Linked DNA regions of Homo sapiens: region 2 is linked to region 1. A link is a contact called in ENCODE Hi-C data. All regions are on one chromosome and are shown on one strand. The core of a region is the stretch at or near the end of the contact, and the rest is flanking DNA. Distances in the headings are between cores, read along the strand shown. Region 1 overlaps LIPE-AS1 (LIPE antisense RNA 1). Region 2 holds the start of CEACAM8 (CEA cell adhesion molecule 8).

The links. Hi-C counts contacts between places; a loop is a spot of excess contacts on that map. Pooled maps may share reads with other maps.
Region 2: a pooled map shows a loop between it and region 1 (2.0-fold over the local background). The contact joins the promoter of CEACAM8 here to the enhancer-like site in region 1. A Hi-C loop is called at or near these places in 1 of 50 pooled maps.

Annotation. Positions count from the first base shown.
Region 1 is chr19:42,494,798-42,501,040 of GRCh38, forward strand. All of the region lies in intron 2 of LIPE-AS1 (LIPE antisense RNA 1), which reads left to right. Among named protein-coding and RNA genes, the nearest start is that of CEACAM1, 31 kb to the right of the region's middle. Within about 2 kb of position 3,219, at least 7 of the 41 ENCODE cell types and tissues checked have a DNase peak (open chromatin) inside an H3K27ac peak, as active enhancers do.
Region 2 is chr19:42,591,736-42,597,958 of GRCh38, forward strand. CEACAM8 (CEA cell adhesion molecule 8) reads right to left here and starts at 3,189. Exons shown (of 6, transcript NM_001816.4): 1 at 3,030-3,189; 2 at 1,806-2,165. The coding sequence starts at 3,093. All of the region lies in intron 2 of LIPE-AS1 (LIPE antisense RNA 1), which reads left to right. RefSeq lists an enhancer at 4,522-5,022.

The DNA of each region.
Region 1 (6,243 bases), core at 1,969-4,468:
CACAAATAAACCAGAAAGGACTTATTCCCCAGGCTGGAAATTGAACCCAGGCCACCATTGTGAAAAGATGAAATCTTAGCTACTGAGCTACAACATTGGGCAGTTTCTGTTATTCTTCCCAGAAGGAGCCTAGAGCAGCCAATTTTGAACTTGCTAAGGCTTTTAACTGCTCAAGATAATTTTTAGGGCTGTGACATGAGCCCCCAAATTCCTGCCCTCCAGATGGCAGAGACCAAGAGAAAGTACCATGGTTACAATGTCAGACTCCCAAGGACATAAAACAAGATGAAGGAGAAACCTCATCCAGGTTTTTGGTTTGTTTGTTTGTTTTGTTTTTTGGTTTCATTAACCAGCAGCAATTTGTAACTGAACAGCTTTCTGGGGTGGCTTGAACAGAGGGCTTACAGGGGTCCTTGGCCTGCATTCTATCCTGTGGTATCTCTTTTTATGACAGAACGACACAGAAAGACAAATTCATAGCACAAATTACACTGGATTTGTTACAGCCTAAGATTAGCTTCATAAATCCTTTTTCCCAGTAATGAAAACTTTGCAGAGGAGATAAAAAGTGATTTTTACCATGCATTCAACTGGTTTGCGCACAGAGAGAGAGAGGAAAGGGAAGGGAGAGGGAGAAAAGCATTGCCTGCAGCAGGGCAGGGGAGGCAAGGAGCTCGGGGGGCCAGGGAAAGACCCACCCATTGCAGCGACACTGGATCAAATGTTCAGGCAGCTGATCGTCAGTCTTGAAGGGATCTTTTCTGGTAGTCTCATTGGCTCTCAAGTTTCCCCCTTTAGGGAGAAAAAAGCTCCCTGTGTCCCACGATCCTGTACATGCCTAATCCTATCACTCATAGCCTTCAGCAAAGAGCGCAAGGCAGATTAATCCAAAGAGAATAGTGGTTAACATCCCGTAGTACCAAATCCATTTTTAACCAAGAACAGTGTTACCAAGGGAGACCTCTAACTCCCTATGTCTTAGGAGGGACTCTGACCTTCCTAAGTTGAGCCTTTAACCCAAGTTCAGACAAGCGTCTTTGCCCTTTACTGTGATGGGCCTTTTAACCCCTTATGCCTGCCTGTCTGCCTGCCTGCCTGCCTGCCTGCCTGCCTGCCTTCCTTCCTTCCTTCCTTCCTTCCTCCCTCCCTCCCTCCCTCTCTCCCTCTCTCCCCCTTTCCCTCCTTCCTTTCCATCTTCCTTCCTCCCTCCCTCCCTCCCTCCCTCCCATCTTCCTTCCTCCCTCCCTCCCTTCCTTCCTTCCTTTTCTCTTTTAATATATAAAAATTTTTAGCTAATCTTCTGTGTATCAGTCCAATTTTAGTATATGTGTTGCTGAAGCGAGCACAACCCGCTATGTCTTAGAAGGTATTCTAACCCTTTCAGGTTGGGCCTCTAACCCAACTTTGTCCTTTACCCAGGATAAAATGTACCCCAGCACTTACCCAGAGTCAGCCAATTGGTGCTGCATGGATAATTTTCCTTTGGAGTCGGGGGTCTCTCCAGTATTGTCCCTTCATGGTTCTCTGGAAGATGTTATGGGAAATGGGCCCCAATCCAGACCCCAAGAGAGGGTTCTTGGATCTTGCACAAGAAAGAATTCAGGGCAAGTCCATAAAGTGAAAGCAAGGTTATTAGAGAAGTAAAGAAACAAAAGAATGGCTACTCCATAGGTAGAGCAGCCCTGAGTGCTGCTAGTTGGCTATTTTTATGGTTATTTTTTGATCATGTGCTAAATATAGGGTGAATTATTCATGAGTTTTCCAAGGAAGGGGCAGGGATTTCTCAGAACTGAGGGCTCCTCTTTTTTTTTAGACCATATAGGGTAACTTCCAGACATTGCCATGGCATTTGCAAACTGCCATGGTGCTGGGGGGAGTGTCTTCTAGCATGCTAATACATTATAATTAGTGTATAATGAGCAGTGAGAGCAACCAGAGGTCAGTTTCATCGCTATGTTGGTTTTGGTGGGTTTTGACCACCTTCTTTACTGCATCCTGTTTTATCAGCAGGGGATTTGTGACCTGTATCTTGTGTTGACCTTCTAGCTCATCCTGCAGCTAAGAATGCCTAACCTCCTGGGAATGCAGCCCAGCAGATCTCAGCCTCATTTTACCCAGCCCCAGTTCAATATGGAGTTGCTCTGGTTCGAACACCTCTGACAGTATGGAGGGTTTACAATTCTTAAGAAGAGAGAAGTTGCTGAGCTTTAGAGAATAAGCTGAAACATGCATGAAGCACTAATAACTCTTGCCCTGTACTTTGTTACTTTAGTGATAAATTTTACAGCTGGTTCTTTGAATAATTTATATTAATTAAGTTTCTCTGTCTGATGTGAAGTAGCCAGTGAATAAGCAAAGCCTAATTCTCCAATAAAGATAATAAAGCCCTTCTTGAGTTAAATGGAAGTGGGAGAATGTCATGTCTGTTTCTGTCCATTTCCATTCCTGCTCCTTCTCCTCTGGACGAAACAGGGCTGGCTGATGGAATTAACCAGGAAGGCTTCAAATGGGGAAATTGGCTCATTTAAACTCCTGCTAGTATTAAACTGTTCCTCAGTCCTATGTAAGTTAAGACAAAAAAGTTATGAAACTCATGTGAGTTATAGGTATAGGATTCTGTTAACAAGTATATCATATCCAGATAAATATGGGCACCTTAAAAGTAGTTGTCCTGGGAATAAATACACATCTATTCAAAAAATTCTGTCATCATTACTCAAAATATTTTGGTCAACTTGCCATGTAGAGTTACTTTCAAAACCAGTCTGAGGCCTACAAGAAAATCAGTTTCACTTCCTTATAATCACACTTAGGATTTCAGATACTTGCTAGTCTGTTTATGTTTATTGGCCTTTTTTAAATAGTTACCCCTTTTTATTTCTCTAGCCCCAAGCAAGGAAAGCTCTGGGTTCACATAGTGCTCCAAGTACAGGACAAGGCTCACATCATACAGAGCCTAAGCAATGAAGAAAGATTGGCATGCTTCACAAGACTTTGACCTTTAAACAAAGCATGGTCAGTCTGTTTTCTCCAGTGTCCTGTTTCTGCTTTGTGATCCCCTCCCCCACTCTTTTTGTATTAAAGAACCCTTAAACCTGAGGCTGGGGACATGGCCTTGAATTGTCCTCTCAGAGGAAACTGGGAGAATGGGTAGAGCGAGGTACTTCAGAGGTCTCTTTTTCCTTCTGCTCGTGGGTAGTTAGTTAATGATCTACCAGCAGTCCCCACTCTTGGGGAGACTGGGATCATGTTCCAGCCGCACATCACAGCTTAGGGCAGAGGGCACTTTGTACACAGAGGGAGCTGCATCTGACTTTCCTACTTCATCTGTAGAGTCAGTAGCCATCTGTAGTCTTGCATGTTCTCAGTTTTCAGGCTCCGGATATGAAAATGGATCTTTCAATTTTCTTTCTCTCTGACTCTGCTCTGAGGGAAAATGAGGACGTTTACTAGCAGAGGAAAAAGAAATACTGAAGTTTGCAAAAATTGATAGAAAGCTGGGCTCCCTGCTCATCATGCCTCCTTCCTCCCTAGCAGTTTCTAAACCCTCAGAACATTACAGTGAGATTTTAGCTGATGGTACAAACATGTCTACAGGATTTCCTCAAGCTGGGGCTACATTAGAAGGCTTTATACTTTGGCCATCTGACCTGCTTTTCTCTTTTCCAGAGTATTCTACTTTTCACAAATAGGTATGATCTAGGAGTTCAGCCTCCCTCACCCTTCACTAATTGCAGAATAAGCAATGCAGAGGCTGTTCAGAGAGTATCTTATCTGTGGGGAGAGGGAGAGGAAGCACTGGAACACTTGCCAGGGGAGGGACCAGAGGGCATAATTATAAATGAACAACCCTGGAGCAGAATAGGGGATGAGTTAGACACAGGAAGGAAGCTAAAGGAAGCCAGAGAATTTCAGGAATTGAGGGTATCACATGGAGAAATAAAGAGCGAGTTAGACAGAGGCTGTTGGTGGTCCCTACCCTGACACCTGAAAGAACTCCTGATCAAGGCCTACTATGGGCATAGTCTTAGGCTAGGTTTTAGGGATAAAGAGATAAATAAGACACAGTCCTTATTTTACAAGTTTACAGTCTAACAAAAAGGAGATAAATTAACAAATTGGAGGAGATTTTTCAGAATGTGTGGTATTGTGGGCTAGGAGTCTGCTACCATTGCTAATAGCTGGCATTTATTTTTTACCCACCGTCTTCTAAGCATTTTATGCATTAAATAACTCATCAACTCCTGACATCGGCCCCTTGAAGTATATATTACTATTGCTATAATCCTTGTTTTATAGGTAAAGAATCTGAGGCACAGAGGCATTACACATAGCCTGCCTGAGGTCTCACAGCAGGCACTCAGAAGCAGAACTCCAGCACAGGTAGTCTGGTTCTAGAACCTACGCTCACACTAACATAGCTGCTAATAAGTCATGTGGGGAAGCTCTGCCACTTCATGTCTACATGCCTTTGTACCCGCTTGTCTTTCCTTGGCCTGAGATACTCTTCCTTAAAGCCTCTGGTCAACGAGGGACTCTTCTTTGATATCTTCTCTGACTCCTTCTGCCTATCCCAGAGCCATTGCTGCCCTTGGAGCTTACCCAACACTTTGTCATTGTATTCTATTTGTTGGAATGTCTGACTCCTTTTATTATAAGCTTCTGGAGAGCAAGGAATTTTTATTCTCGGAAAACAGTTATAAAAGTAGAGCCAATAATATAATGAGTTTACATGTACTTATCATCCAGCTTCAGTGATGAACATTTCAGTTCAATCTTAGCTCATCTATATTCCCCCTTCCAACCATGAATTATTTTGTAGAAAATCATAGACATCAAATCATTTCATCTGTAGATATTTCAACTTACTCCTAAAATACAAGGGCATTTTAAGAAACAGTATCACAAGCATATCAGAAAACATTATCACAGTAAAAGATTATTTCCTCCTTGGCTGGGCGCGGTGGCTCACACCTGTAATCCCAGCACTTTGGGAGGCCAAGGCAGGTGAATCACAAGGTCAGGAGATCGAGACCATCCTGGCTAGCACAGTGAAACCCCGTCTCTACTAAAAATACAAAAAAATTAGCCGGGTGTGGTGGTGGGAGGCTGAGGCAGGAGAATGGTGTGAACCTGGGAGGTGGAGCTTGCAGTGAGCGGAGATCACGCCACTGCACTCCAGCCTGGGTGACAGAGCGAGACTCCATCTCAAAAAAAAAAAAAAAAAAAAAAAAAGATTATTTCCTCCTTAATATCATAAAATATCCAGCCAATGATCAAATTTCTGCAATTACCTTATAATTGTTCTTCCTTTCCGTTTTTCATTTATTTGTTCTTTGATTCCTTCCTTTGTTCTTTCCCTCCCTCCTCTTCTTTTTTAAATAGTAAGATTGTTTGAACCAGAATCCAAATCAGAAGGACTTTATTTTTTAATGTTCATATTCTCTTTAATACCTAGCTTAGTATTTGACATATAGTAAGTCCTCAATAAATGTTTGTTAAACAAATAATCAGAAACCTAGAAAAGGTCCTGTTTGATATTTGGTTGGTTTCTTGGAATGCCTTTCAATTTCTGATAACCTTAGTTTTTCAGGGGTTAACTTTGGTGCTAGCTATTGTCAGTGTATGAACATTGCCAGAGGTTTGAGGGCAATGGGTATATCCTTGACTCAGACATTTCTAGGCTAGGAGGAAATGGGGGTCCTTTTTTTTTTTTTTTTTTTTTTTTGCTTTGAGACAGAGTCTCATGCTGTCACCCAGGTTGCAGTGCAGTGGCATGACCTTGGCTCACTGCAACCTCTACCTTCCAAGTTCAAGTGATTCTTGCGCCCCAGCCTCCCAAGTAGCTGGGATTACAGGCACGCACCACCATACCCAGCTAATTTTTTGTATTTTTAGTAGAGACGGGGTTTCACCATGTTGCCAAGGCTGGTCTTGAACTCCTGGCCTCAGGTGATCCGCCTGCCTCGGCCTCCCAAAGTGTTGGGATTACAGGTGTGAGCCACTGCGCCTGGCCTGGTCCTTGCTTTCTTGTTTCTGTTTTTTGTCCTTGGTCTCTGTCATGGGCTGAATTGTGTTCCCTTAAAATTCTTCTGTTGAAACCCTAACCCCTGGTGTCTCAGAATGTGACTTTATTTGGAAATAGGGGCTTTAAAGGTGATTAAGATAATGCCTGTAGGGTGGGCCCTAATTGATTCTGACTGCTGTCCTTGAAGAGGAAATTGGGACACAATGAGAGACACC
Region 2 (6,223 bases), core at 1,939-4,438, 97 kb after region 1:
CAGGCAGTAAGCCCATCAGACAGCACCTGCCTGGCCATCCAGGATCTAGTCTCTAAAGAGGTTTTGCATCATTCATTCTCTCATTCATTCCCTCTCCATGAGAGAACGATCGAGTGTGTGTCACATGTTGGGCCTGTCCTGGTGCAGGGTGTGAGTGGGGAGAGAAAGCAAAGTCCTCTCTTTTGTCCTCCCATGGGAGTGACAGCAACACATCAGGAAACAGGATTTCAGGTTCAGTGAGGGGGGTTAGGATCTTAGAGGGAGCCTGGACATTCCTCGCACTGGCTCTGACAGTTGGGGCAGGTGATTTAGTTCTGGAGTACGAATGAATCAGTTGCTTATTTGCTCTCACTTCTCTGAGCTTTGGATGCTCAGGAAGAAAGGATTTGAGCCAATGGATGACCATGGGGTCCGTGGAACGCAATAAGCCCTGCCTTCTTGTGGAAGAGAGGACGGGGCTGTGGCTGGAGAGAGACCTCATGTGACCCTGATCTATCCCTCGTGTTTGTGTGACCCTGGTTCAGTGACTGTGTCTTCCTGTGCCTCCGTTTCTTCTCAATAATAAGCTTCTATTAAAAGAAATAATAGGCTGAGCGCAGTGGCTCATGCCTGTAATCCCAGCATTTTGGGAGGCCGAGGCAGGCGGATCATGAGGTCAAGAAATCGAGACCATCCTGGCCAACATGGTAAAACTCTGTCTCTAATAAAAATACCAAAATTAGCTAGGGGTGGTGGCATGCACCTGTAGTCCCAGCTACTCGGGAGGCTGAGGCAGGAGAATCGCTTGAACCCGGGAGGCAGAGGTTGCAGTGAGCTGAGATCGCACCACTGCACTCCAGCCTGGCCACAGAGACTCCGTCTCAAAAAAAAAAAAAAAAAAAAAAAGAAATAAAAAGAATTATTATTTCTTTCTCAATAGGAAAATGATATTTTCTGCCAGGTTTTCTATGAATTAGCATTAAATTATCCATAGTCACCTGACCTGAAGCTTGCACAGAGGAGGCGCTCACACAAACAGCACGGGTTATTATTTGCCTCCATGAGAGGGTCCCCTTGGCATGATCCCTGCTGGACAAGTTGCTGTTAGGAACATCTTTCTTCTATTTCTGTCCCTGGGGACACTGAACTTTCTATGGAGTCTCCTAAGCCTCCCAGGCCAGTTGGCTGATGGCCTAAGAAGCTTGTCCATCTGTCCTCTCCACTCTGAGTCTCAGGTGAAGGACAAGACTCTGTCCTTGCCCAGATGAGGCTCTGGGGTCTAAGCCCTGGCTGGTGAGCAGCTCCAGGAGCCACAGCCCTTGGATGGCTGGTAAATCTTTGCTCCTAGTTGGCCCTGCCCAGGAGGCTACAACCCAGTGCTGGCACAGGTTTCCCAGGGTTACCTGGAGTCAGGATCCTGGGACAGGGGTCTGGAGCAGGGGCTTCCAGGGATGAACTTCTCTGTGAGGATCCCAGGATCCCAGGGAGCCCCTCAGGTCAGGCCCTGACCCAGTTCTTTAGAGTTTTTCTCAGGGTCAGGTCCATGGGGAGGGCACGGGGTGCCTGGCTGAGTCTGATCTCCTTCTGCTGAGTCCCCCCATCAGACTGTCATTCCTCTGCCGTGAGTGTCTGCAGGGTCTGGATGCAGGAAAGGAATTCTGGTCTGTGGAAGTCTGTCTCCCCTGAGTGTGTCCTGCACTAAATGTCCAAACCCTAAAGTGGGATGTAATGCAGAGAGGGACATGGGCACAGCCCAGGCCTAACAATCCTGTGTGTGGGAAGTAGAACTGACCCCCAACACCCAGAGGTCATGGGGAATCACTCACGATGTACGCTGAACTGGCCAGTTACTTCTTCACTCATAAGATTTAGCTTTATGACTTGTAGGGTGTAGGATCCTGTGTCATTTCTGGTGACGTTCCGCATCAGCAGGGATGCATTGGGGTATATTGTCTCTCGATTGCTGTATGCAGGCCCTGGGGTAATCTGTTGATTTGATATTACATATCCTATAATTCGACGGTTGGCATCCACTGTTTCCCCTTTGTACCAGTTGTAGCCACGAGGGTCCTGGGGCAGATTGTGGACAAGTAGAAGAACCTCCTTCCCCTCTGCAGCATTGGATGGCACAGCTTCAATAGTGAGCTGAGCAGTGGTGGGCGGGTTCCAGAAGGTGAAAAGTGAGGCTAGGAGGGGGAGAGAGCATCAAGCAATATTGCAACATATGTATTGGAGTAGAAAAATGGGGACATCAGCTTTGGAGTTTGTGTGTTTTTATGTGTGTGTATGTGTGTGTGTCCTACTGAGTCAATGTCAGCAGCACAGCCCCCATTTCTTCAACACCTCTGACCTTGGCATTTCCCTGGTGGAATCCTCTTCTTCAGGGTTCTGCACGGCTCCCTCCACACTGCCCTCAGATCCTGCTCACATCAGGGCATCCTTGGGAGACCCTTTCTCTGACACCTCCTCTAGAGACACTGGGTCTTCCCTTTCTGACCTTTCCCTGCTGTGTTCCTTCCAGGGCTCCTGTCAGCGCCTGACCTCACATTCTAGATCTCTTTGTCTGTCTTCCTCCCCAGGAGAGTGTGAGCTCTGTGAGGGCAGGGACTTGTGTGGTGTTGGCTGCACCCCAGTGCCTGGGACAGGCTTCAGACTCCTGTGGATGAGTTCCTGAGCATTCCCTGGGCCCTCTGCTTCCTGAGGCTTATTTGCCAATGTCTGACATTGTTGGCTGAGGACAATGTTTCATACCCTGGTTATGCTTTATTTGAAGTGTCATCTGGTATGGTTATTATTATCATTTTTCAAAATGTAGTGGCCAGTGATGATTAACCAGGAATATGGAACACTTGAGATGTTCCTGCCTCTTACCAATTCCAGTTCAATGTGATTTTCCTGTTGTGACCCCTTCCCCTCTCTTGTGTCCTCTCCTCTATTAAGGCTCCAACAGAAGTCCTCTGTCCCCTCTCAGAGCCCCGTCCTCCCCAGGAGACCCCAGCCAGTCACTGTGTTTCCTCCTCCTGTCCTTTCCCAGGAAGTCCTCTCCTCACCTGTGAGCAGGAGCCCCTGCCAGGGGATGCGCCATCTGCAGGAAGGGGCTGAGATGGGCCCCATGGTCTCTGCTGCCTGCGTGTTCTCCTCTGTGGAGATGAGCCTGGGATCCAGAAACTTTCTGAGCACGGCTGTCAGCTGTGCTGTCCTTCCTCCTTTTGTGCTGAGCCTCTTCCCGGGGCAGGAGCACTTCTCAGGCTCATGGGCGGGGTCTGTGCCCAGGACACCTCTCTGTCCCCTCCCCTCTCAGTCCTGCCTCCCTGTCCCTCCTTTCCCTTTATTTTCTGTCTGTGTTTCAGGCCCCTGGGAATTGCTGAGGTCTCTGACTCCTTCAGCAGTGATTCTCTCACCCAACCTCTGCACACACTATGCAGACACACACACACAGAGACACACACATACACAAAGAGACACACACAGTCACACATACACCCTGGAGACTGGGTGAGCACAGCCCTGTGCCCTCAGCATCCTGCAGCCTATGTCTCCAGGTCGGGGTGCACAGTCGCTCCCCCTGCCCTCTCCCATCCCCATCTGGCTCTTCCCTTCAGATCAGGAGGTCAGCGCTCCGCAAGGACCCTGTCACAGGGACACCACCACTGAGCTTTGGGGAGGTGTGTGCTCACTGGTGAGAGGGATCCTCCCCCTCTCTCATTGTGTCAAGCTTGGTTGCAGCTTCCAAGGATGGACATTCAATGCCCTGGATATCCCAGAGGGGACTGTCCTTACTGGTGGTGTGCAGGGCAAATAATCTCTTATGCCTCCTGAGAGAGAGGGCTGTTCTGGTTGGTCAGTGGGGGCTGTGGGCCTAGTGGTCATCAGGGACAGGTATCAGCCATTCTCTTGCTCTTTGGGTTCTGGCAGCTGAGCTGGGGCTCGGGCCTTCCATGTTCTCTCTGACCATCTTGGGTGTCCTCTGTTTTCGCCCGGCTGACTGTCCTGTGGTCACCCCACCTTCCCTATGGTTGGTGCAGCAGGAAGTGGGGAGTTGCCCAGGGGCCCCACAAGACAGTGCTCTCTGAGATCCAGGAGAGGGAGCCTGGGACAGAGCAGGGGCTCAGAGCTGGAGAGACTCATCCCAACTTACTCTGCAGCCAGGATGGGCTCAGCCCTCCCCATGCTGATATCCCCTGGGGTCTGTCCTAAGGGTTTGGACCTGGTCAGGCCCCTCTGTGTAGAGAAAGGATGGGCAGCGGCCGGGGAGCCCGTCTGGGGGGACGTTGCTCACACCTGAGAGGGCAGGTAGGGGTGGGCCATGTTCTGGGAACAAAGGGAGCTCATTCCTTGCCCCCCAGCTTGTGTACATGAGAGAGCGCTGTCCTCCCTCCTGGCTTCACGAAGGACAGCAGGGGGCAGGTGGCTACATCCCAGACAGTGCCTGGGCGTGACCATCACATACTCTCCGAGCCTCCTGGGGTGCAGAGGGAAGGTCATAGGGTGCCTGGCTGATTCCCCAGAGGCACTGTGGGCCCTCAGGCAGCTGTGGTTCTGTCAGCGCTGGGCTCAGCCTGCCATGCCGTAGAGAACAGGACACACGGAGCAGGGGCGGGTATTTAGGGAGCAGTCACAGAAAGAGTTGATGAGGATGGAGGGAGGTCACGAGGGGAAAGCGCCCAGTGTGGCATCCCGTGCACCAGCGCTGCCCTGGGAGATGCCTTAACTAGGCCCAGGGAAGGATTGGGTGTGTGGGGCAGGAGCTGCCTGCAGAGGGGGCGGCCTCATGTTGCCGGCTGCCTGGCTGCAGGGAGGAGCTGACAGAGTCCGTATGGGGAGCTTGGAGGGTAAGGAGGACGTGGGCCGAGGTGCCCTGGTGAGGGTGGACCCTGCTGGGCTGTGGGTTCCGCTGAGGGAGGTCAGCAGCCCCTGGGAAGGCTCCAGGCTGGAGGGACTCTGTCGCCCTCTGGTGGACTGGAAGGGAAGTGTGGGTGGCCGCAGTCCCAGGTCCGGCTGCGTGTTTTATTCCACATGGATCTGCACATTTCACACGAGGTCACCCACATGTTATGTCGAGCTCCATCACATTCCACATCCGTGTTTTTCTCTGTGGCTGATTCTCTGGTGTGATCTCTGAGCCTGTGTTAGTCCTCCTCACAATGGTCACAGCTGTGTGTGGAGATCTAATGGGGTGTGTGTGGCTCATGTGCTCACACAGAGTGTCCTGGGGTCAGGCTTTATGACCTACCCTGCCCCAACTCCACAACAAGATCTGAATAATGCGCCAAGTAAGATAAAGTCAGAATCCATGGGGGAGGGTGAGAGTCCTGGCAGTGCTGAGGTCTGTGTCTCCAGCTTAACTCTCAGTCTCTTTGCAAATACATTTATGTTGTGCATCTGCAGTTGGCTGGGCAGTTTCATGTCTCTGAATCCTTGAATCTCTCTGTGGATAAGGTCATGTAGGGACTGCATGTAAGTGTATGAGGGCTATCTGATTAGGGTGGGTATGTTTTACGTAGTAGGTTTTCTTCACCAAAGACTTTTCAAAAAATTGTGGTAGAGTGTATATATGTACATTCATATATCACCTCCACTTCCTGAGTTCAAGCGATTCTCCTGCCTCAGCCTCCCAAGTAGCTGGGACTACAAGCGTGCACCACCATGCCGGGCTAATTTTTGTATTTTTAGTAGAGGTGGGGTTTCACCATGCTGGCCAGGCTGGTCTCAAACTCCTGAACTTGTGATCTACCTGCCTCAGCCTCCCAAAGTGCTGGGATTACAGGCATGAGCCACTGCACCCGGCCTGTATATCTTCTTTGAAGAAATGTCTATTTGAGTTTTTGCCCATTTATAAACGGGGTGGTTTGTCTTTTTGTTATTGAGTTGTAGCAGTTCTTTATATATTCTGGACAGGAAGCTCTTCTATATGTAATTTGCAAATTTTTTCTCCCATTCTGTGCCTGGTCTTTTCACTTTCTTCATAATGTCCTTTGATGCACAAAAGGCTTGCATCTTCATAAGGCTTAATTTATCTCTTTTTCCTTGTTGTTGCTCATGCTTTTGTGTCATATCTAACAATCCATTACCACATTCGAAGTCATCAAGATCTACCCCTCTTTTTCTTTTTTTAAAAAATATATATTTTATTTACATAGGTTTTTTGGGGAACCGATTGGTATTTGGTTACATGAGTAAGTTCTTTAGTGGTGATTTTTGAGATTTTGGTGCACCCATCACCCAAGCAGTATACACTGAACCC